2 separate regions of the Homo sapiens genome follow, and region 2 is linked to region 1. Evidence: chromatin loops called from intact Hi-C (ENCODE). Cell type or tissue: GM12878. All regions are shown on one strand. Links, peaks and the distances in the headings refer to the core of each region. The heading gives the core; the rest is flanking DNA. Region 1 has its middle 220 kb from the start of LINC01435. Region 2 overlaps LINC01435 (long intergenic non-protein coding RNA 1435).

Region 1 (4,407 bases), core at 112-4,111:
GGTATCAGGATGGAGATGGTACCATTCCTTCTGAAACTATTTCAAACAATTGAAAAGGAGGGACTCCTCCCTAACTAATTTTATGAGAAGGCCTTTTAAGTTGAGATCTGATGGATCAGTAGAGGTTGGCCAGGCAACTCAAATCAGTGTAGCACTGAGGCATTTTGAGGCTGGGGTGTGCAGGTTTCCCAAGTAGAAATATCGTAAGTTGAATTTTACAGTAAACTTGTGGTTTTCACCCTATCAAGAAGAAAAGACAAAAATAATAATTAATGAAACCAATCACCTGGCTTATTATAGCAATCTAGAGTAGGCTTGCCAGTGAAGAACTGAGGTTCTCAGTCTAACAGCCTATGAGGAATTCAATGTTAACAACAGCCATGTGAGAACTTGGAAGGGAAACCTCCCTCAGGTGATCCAGTGATGACCATAGCCCCTGTGAGAAAATAACAAATGTTGTTTTAAGTTGCTACTTTGGTGATATTTGTTATGCAGAAGTAGATAATTAATACACCATTACTTGCTGGGACCAAGACTTGTTCAGCCTCATTTTTGTATGTCTTCTTTAAGTTCTTGTCCAAATCCCTTAAAAAAGGGGAGGAGGAGTAAAATTTTTTGTCATAATTTTTCTCAGTGAAGACAGACATCAAACAAACTATGAACCACACGAATGTAGACATATTGGATTGTTCGTAGTCGTAGAAGTCTGAGTCAGTGGTTGATTGACATGAAAGCATCCCATTATGCAGAAACTGTATCATAACATTGATTAATGCCTCATGTCAAAACAAGGCCTTTGGAATTCTCAGCCTATGGTGCACTTTGGGCTAAAGGAGGTTAAATGAAGAAGGTTGGAAGCCAATTCCAGAAGAAGAGCAGAAGCTGCTGCCATATTCTTTTCAACACCGCGTTTTTTACGAGTGTATCTCCAGATGGCTTCCATGGATGCCACACATCATTCCCAGTGAGTTTGTTTCCCTGGCCTCCTTTCCCTCAAGGGCCCCCAAAAACAGAGATGTGATTTGTAATCTCTCAGCAACCTGGGGCAGCTCTCATGTTAATAACCAAGGAGAAAATTTTTTCCTTGGGGAATCAAGATTCCTCTGTGCCCTCTGCCTCCCACTTCTCTAAGGGGAAATATGACTGCCAAGTATATTCTTAGAGATGCTTAAAAAGCACATACGCAGCAACGTGTTCTGGCAGAAATACAGGCAAGAATGAGGATAAGATATTTCTAGACAAAAATACAAGGAATGTATGCATACAAGAAAAACCAAATTTATGTGATCTTTTTGCCTCTCCCACAGTCCTGGGGACCAACATCCCAAGAGTTTTGTTTTCCTTCTGTTTGTTTTAATATTTTGATTATGGAATATTTCAAACTTATCCAAAAATAAGATAATATGACAAACTCCTATGTACCTTATTTCTTTTTCAACAATTATCAAGTCATTTATATTTTATCTGGACCCTTCACTCACTCCCACCCCTAACACACACAGAAGACTATATTTGATGCATCTCTCAGAAATATAACATTGGTCTGGGGAAGTATATATAATACCTCCCAGTGGTATTTTTTTCCTAGTACCATATGTGAAGAGAATCCATAGGTAATAAGGTAATAAGACTTTTCCTAGATCTTCTGTTTATTAAACACTGTTATATTGAATCCTCATAATGATGCTCTGAAGAGAGTACTATTGTTAATTTTATTTTTCTGATGGAGAAACTGGTCCGATGAAATGAGGTCAGTTGCTCAAGGTCAGATGATCATCCCATGATTTGAAGTGAGGTCTGTCAGAAAACTGTTAAGAACACTTTATCCAAGAGTTATATGGTACCTCAAAAGGATTAGATTTTCTCCTTTTCTAAAATAGGCTTGTTGTTTTCCGTGCAAGAGGAAGCAACACAAACCTTCACTTTTTGTTCTTTGCTGAAATAAGAAAGTGGGGCACCTAAGGATCTTGCGGTGCTTATGCTGAAAGCACTTTGAACGAAAGCCATGGCTCAGCTCAGGACTTCCAACTGGGATGACACAGAATGAAAATAGGGAGAGAGAACAGTTTATTTCAGCTCTAATCAGAATAAAAGCAAATGGATCAATGTTTACCAAATGAAACTTGTCTAGGATAGCACTTACTTTCTAAGTCTCACAGGTATTACAAACCGAAACAGGAAATGAAAAGCTGTTAAAATAAATGGTTCACTAGTGTTCTTTAACCAACTATCAGCACTTCCGTAAAAAGAAAACTTTTACAACCCCCCAACACTTGTTTATTCTCTAAGTTGAAACTCATATATCCTCTTGGTAGGTCAGCATTAAATTAGGGTAAAGACTTCTAAGTCTCAGGTACTACTATTTGAAAGGAAGTTGAGATAAAATTTAAAAGAAGAAAGACAAATAATTTTTAATACATGTGAGTGTTTGTAGGCAATCTGTTGCTGGACCAAGAGGAAAGTTGATAACAAGGCAATAAAAATATCCCAATATTAGTCAAGTATTACATTTTAATTTTATGTGCTGAAAAAGATTTATTAATATGACATTTTCAGAATTTGCCTTTCCTATTTTCCCATGATGTTTACAGAGGAATTTTTTGTTTCTCTCAATCTCTTTTCTTCCCTCATGTTCCTAGGAAGCATCTGGAGAAGGGGAAAGGGAGGAAGACAATAGGAATAAAGTAAAATAATGATAGCGATCTCTGTCTAATATTTTTCACTGGTACCTAGAGTTATGAAAGCTACGTATTTTTATAGGGCTAGTAGGTTTTCAATGGGGTTTTAAGGAGAGTGGAGGAAGAGTTATTGTAGTAGGTTTTAAAATATGTATATGAAGAGACTCAAGTCATTTTGTGTAATTACTTTAGTATATCTGGATTATGTGTCTTTAATGGCCTCATTAAAGGGTTCCAGGCATGAACCCTGTGGGTCACAACTTTTATATAAGCAGTATGTATTGGTCCTGATCCTCCAGTTTGTAGGAAGACTTCAGCAATTTTTCCTCTGCATTCTTTCCTCCTCTGCTGACTTTTGCTTACAGTAGAAACAGTTGTTTTAAATGCTTGCTCAGTACAGTGGAAAAGTCCTGAATTTGCCAAAAGTAAAATTTTGGTAAAGTAAATGAATGTGTAAAGAAGCATAAACAGCTTTGAAGGACTCTGGCATCTGTTTTTGAAGCTCTGCGTGTGTTTTCTGCAATTAAAATCCCTTTCCATTCTCTCAATTTTGTATCTCCCCAAGGAAGCTCAAATCAGCCCACTCTCTCAAATAAATGCTGCTTAAGGGAGGTTCATTCACAGGGACTGGGATTTACTCAAGAGGTGGTTTGAATATTTGCAGAATATTTGATATCCCAACATTCTTTGCTTGAGCTGTTAGTAACCTTGGGAGGAATTCAACAGAGGTGGTTGTCACTGAAAAAGGCAGGGGTGGCTGCTGAACATTAGCGATCTCGATTGGAAGCAAAAGTGCTCAATTTGCAGAGGAGATGGGGGGAGAGTGAGAGGATGCCCTGATACATTTAGCCAAATATAAATAGTGAACATTTATTAGTCATTTATTATAATGGCAGGCATTGTGTTTCTTCCCAATAACCCTGAGAATTATGTTGCATTAATATCCCCCTTTCACAAAAGGAAAATATGAAATTTAATGAGCCTGCAAACATTGCCCATTGTGTGTTTCAGGTAGTAATTTTCAGAGCTGAATCTGAGTCTAAGTCCATTTAATACTGAAGTTTAAACTTTTATTATTCCTTTTCTTTATTTTTTTACTTTTCAGAATGTTTAGGTAGTGTTTGATCATTTAAATGGAACTAGCTGTCAAAGTACTGGGTTTTGGAAACATATTCATATTTAGTAAGAATATATTATATGAGTCAGGTTCTTTCTAGATATGGAGGAGGTCACAAAGATGAATAAAGTCCAGTATCTTTTCATGGAATCTGTAGGCTGTTAGAATAAGGTTTTCTAAAGAAAGGCAGATTATCAATGACACAAGACAAGAATAAACAAAGGGTTATGTGAGTTTACAGGTGAGAGGAGTTCCTTCAGGATAGGGAAGAGAACTTGTGAGCTGGTTCTGAAGTTCAGTGAGAAAGCTTTAGAGCAAAATGGTCATGAAACAGCACAATTGGAATACTGAGCTACAATTCACCACTGAGAAGACTGGTTTGATCCACACATTTTTTTTGTTTAAAAGTATCCTCAGAGCACTTCAATTCTTCTGAAGGTTAATTAATGGATGCATCGAGTGTTACGGTAAAGATTAAGTGAGGTGGTGCTGGAGGGATGATGAAGAATTGAAAGTATTATGGAAATTTTCTGCTAAGTCATTTTTCTATGAAACAGCAATGGTTTCTTGTGAGTGTTTTTTTTTTTTTTGTTTTGTTTTGAGACAAGGTCT
Region 2 (4,407 bases), core at 248-4,247, 160 kb before region 1:
TAGTGGACCTGTGAGAAGAGGGCCACCATCCTCCAGACCCCAGAATGGTAAATCCCCTGAAAGCTTGCACCGTGCACCTGGAAAAGCCATAGACACTCAACGACGGCCCGTGAAGGCAGCCGGGAGGGAGGCTGTACCTTGCAAAGCCACATGGGTGGAGCTGCCCAATACTATGGGAACCCACCTTTTGCATCAGGATGACCTGGATATGAGACATGGAATCTAAGGAGATCATTTTAGAGCTTTAAGATTAGATTGCCCTTCTGGATTTCAGACTTGCATGGGTTCTGTAGCCCCTTCTTTTTGGCCAATTTCTCCCATTTGGAATGGCTATATTTATCCAATGCCCATACCCCCATTGTATCTAGGAAGTAACTAACTTGGTTTTGATTTTATAGGCTCACAGGCAGAAAGGATTTGCCTCGTCTGAGATGAAATGTTGGACTGAGGACTTTTGAGTTAGTGCTGAAATGAGTTAAGACTTCAGGGTACTGTTGAGAAGGAATGATTATGTTTTGAAATGTGAGGACATGAGATTTGGGAGGAGCCCGGGGCAGAATGATATGGTTTGGCTGTGTCCCCATCCAAATCTCATATTGTATTGTAACTCCCCTAATTCCCACATGTTGTAGGAGGAACCCGATGGGAGGTGATTGAATTATGCGGGTGGGTCTTTCCTGTGCTGTTCTCGTGATAGTGAATGAGTCTCATGAGATCTGATGGTTTTAAAAATAGGAGTTTCTGGCTGGGCACGGTGGCTCATGCCTGTAATCCTAGCACTTTGGGAGGCTGAGGCAGGCAGATCACCTGAGGTCAGGAGTTCGAGACCAGCCTGGCCAACATCATGAAACCCTGTCTCTACTAAAAATACAAAAATTAGCTGGGTGTGGTCGTGCATGCCTGTAATCCCAAGTACCCGGGAGGCTGAGGCAGGAGAATTGCTGGAACCCAGGAGGTGGAGGCTGCAGTGAGCTGAGATAGTGCCACTGTACTCCAGCCTGGGTGACAGAGTGAGACACCATCTCAAAAAAACAAAAACAAAAACAAAAACAAAAAACTGGAGTTTCCCTGCACAAGCACTTGCTCTTTGCCTGTTGCGATCCACATGAGGTGTGACTTGCTCCTCCTTGCCTTCCACCAGGATTGTGAGTCTTCCCCAGCCACGTGGAACTGTGAGTTCTCTATTAAACCTCTTTCCTTTGTAAATTGTCCAGTCTCAGGTATGTCTTTATCAGCAGTGTGGAAACAAACTAATACAGTTCTTCTTGGAGATTAGTGTTTCTGTCTTGTCCTGATGTTGCATAGGGTTCACCCACTGGCTTCTGAACCCCTGTCTCACTCTAGAAACAAGCAGTAATCTTGGGGCTGGATCAACAGCCTGTGAACATGGGCCTGAGTTTGCCATAAGCGTCCCTTTTGACTGGTCAGTGCTTCTATTCCTGATGTGCTCCTCTTCAGGGTTGTACCATCCTACCTAGAAGACCAAAAAAGTCCTGCTTTATTCCTCTCGAGTTTAATCTCCATTCTCCATTTTCAGTTACATTCTCATCTGTTGCTTTTGGTCCTCTGGAAACCTCTGGATTTGGGACTTTTGTTTGGAGACAGACCTGCCATGTCTACTGGATTACTCCAGGTTACTTCAACTCTTCATCTTACCAGATGTAGCCAGCCCAATTCTATTGTAGTATGGCCAGAATTTTTGATAAGCATCCCACCTGTAAATTGTGGATAGTTTCAGCTGATTTAGGACATCATTAGAGAACATAGGTACCTGGGTATCAAAAGGATGTTTTCACTGAGATATCTCCATTTTGGAAACATCAGTATTTCTGAGAACCAAGTATGCTAACTGAACATTGTAGAGATGAGTTTTGTTTTGTTTTTACCTGCTAAAAATAGAAGCACTGTTTGATGAATCACTGAGGTGAGATCAGTATCAGGGCTGTGAAGCTACCAGGAATATGTGGGCCCCACAGGAACTCAGGTCTAAATTTTCACAGCATGTCTGCTATTAATGATTTTTCTATCCCCATAAATGAGTAAATAATTTATTAGAATCCAAATCTATAAGGATTATGTCTAAATTTATTGCTCCTTCTTAGGTCATTTCAGTCCTTAGATATCAAAACATAGCATGAGCTCACTGTACATGAAAAATCACAAGAAGGAAAAAATTATATGGCTTCATGGTTAAGAATGTCTAGGGTAGATTCATTTCTTCTGTGTTATTGACTGTATAAATGAAAATCAGGAGCTATGCCTCTTACTTTGGCTTTCATTTAAAATCTAAAGGAATGCTGAATATCCTGGCTCCTCTGTCTGGACCAGGTGGTGAGGACTCTTCTAATCTTCCAACACTCCTGTGAATCTAATTGTCCATACCTACCATGTTGATGTACAGAGAGCATTCTAATCTCAGGATGACAGGAGGAACCCTTTTGTTGCCTGACATAAAAAAACAAACTGTTGAACACCAACTAATGCAACACACATCCAGCCCCAACAAGTGATTGATGACTTGCTGGGGAGTCACACATATTGCTTTTACCTAACAGGGTAAAGAGGCAAAGTTTCAGAAAACAGCTCTGTGCAATGGGGGACTGGGACTCATTTCTAGCCAGCCACCCCTCTTAAACTAAGTTCATGGTGAAATATGAGATGCCAGAATGGCAACATCTCTGGAAGTACTCTCGTCAGTGTCCTATGAATCTGAACTTTGAGAATTAGAAATATAGTCTTTAAATTATAGGTATTCTTATTTAAAATGAAAGTTGATGACGGTAGGAATGGGGTGAGTTATAGAGTATAGTGGTTTAGCTCAAATGATGTAATTCCAAACCAGGCCTTTCTGACTGTCTATCTTGAGATAATTGCTTGAGTTTACAAAGCTGTTTGCCTTGAGTTTAAGCAAAAGGCAATCCCAGTTCTCATTTAGGATTATTCAAAGATTATCTACAATAAAACATATTACATATTTAGAATAGGCCATGGTTTTGCATTCTTCTCTTGTATAACACTCACAGGGCAACCAAAAGAACTAGACTCTGGAGTCTCAGCCTCTGTAGTATTTGTACCTCCTGAATATACATATCAATTCTGTCCAAAGATTGGAGAGAAGTAATGACGCAGTCTGGTAGAGGGAGGACAGTTTTATTCAAGACTTAGAAACACAGATCAAGACTTCAGGCCTGCATCAGAAGGCACATGTCTGATGCTGTAGACTCCTTATTCTTTTGTGGGCCAAGGGTACTTTCAGTCCAGGTACTCCAGAGGTAAAGGGGCTGGATATCCCCTTAGCTTCATAATAACTGACTGCACTTGCCTTGTCACTGTGCGATGACTTCGCTTTTAAGGAGAGTTGAACACTCAATGGATTCAACACGGACACATAAAACATGATGACTTTCCTCAAGGACTTTACATTTTTTAATATCTTTTTATATAAATGTAAATGATGATGTAAATGCACATGTGGTTGTCTTTGCTAATTATAGTTTACTAGGTACTTAGCATGTGAGTGGTTCCTGCTAAGTACCTGGTAAGTTCTATAAGTTTTTGCTAAGTAGTAAGTTCATTACATTAGTATCTGATTTAATCTCCATAATGTCTCTACAACGTAGGTGTTTTAGCATGACCTGTAATTTATGGGCATAATAGGTTTATTACCAAAAAAAAAAAAAAAACCCATGGTTATTCAAGGCAAATTGGACCTAGGTGACAGTTTTCCTAGCCCCATCACAACAAGCCATACAACCTCCAGAGAACCAACTGGAGAATGTAACTGCTCTAATTTAACATAACATCAGAATCTCCAGCAGAACCTTTGAACTTATGCCCATAAAGCCACATGCTGTAAAGAACCAAACAATTTAATGTGTAGATTACCCTTGGTCACATAAAACATAAAGCTACCAGAATAGAAATGCAGCTATGTGTAACAGATACAGGTGCTAATCTCAGGTCACATGCCTTCATGGTCTTTGCTCTCTTTCTCATTAGCTATGTGGTCTAGCATAGTTCCATAATTTATATGAGTCTCAGATTCATCATTTAAAAAAGGAAAATAATGAAGCTCATTTTAGCTCAGCAAGGATTAATTAAGATAAAACATACAATACATTTTTAAGTGCAGCACCTGGCACAAAGTAAGCTTTAAGTAAATGGTAATTAGCTCTCAGGATTATAATAATAATAATGATTAGAAGTAGCAGTATTAGTATTATTATTACTATTATCAAAACATGCAGAACTATCTGGCATATATTAGGACCAACTTGTTTGTGGAAGGATGTTTGCTTTTTCAAAGCTTACACTTAATATCCTTACAAATATAGAGAAGAATAGAAATGGTAGTAAACTTAATTTTTTACCTACTTAAATTTGCTCTTTAGCCCTTTCTGTTTCATA

What was found. A loop is a pair of places that touch in the nucleus more often than their neighbours do. Peaks named below come from ENCODE experiments on the same cell type or tissue, not always from the same donor. Only the 100,000 strongest peaks of a DNase experiment are listed, where the experiment ranks them.
Region 2: a loop joins it to region 1, with 1.9 times the contacts of the local background. A loop is called at or near these places in 1 of 110 quality-filtered maps.

The regions. Positions count from the first base shown.
Region 1 is chr10:107,845,617-107,850,023 of GRCh38, reverse strand. No RefSeq gene overlaps it. Among named protein-coding and RNA genes, the nearest start is that of LINC01435, 220 kb to the left of the region's middle. In GM12878, for the core only: no CTCF peak of the experiment used is centred there; a DNase peak (open chromatin) is centred at 2,155.
Region 2 is chr10:108,003,331-108,007,737 of GRCh38, reverse strand. All of the region lies in intron 4 of LINC01435 (long intergenic non-protein coding RNA 1435), which reads left to right. Among named protein-coding and RNA genes, the nearest start is that of LINC01435, 64 kb to the left of the region's middle. In GM12878, for the core only: no CTCF peak of the experiment used is centred there; no DNase peak of the experiment used is centred there.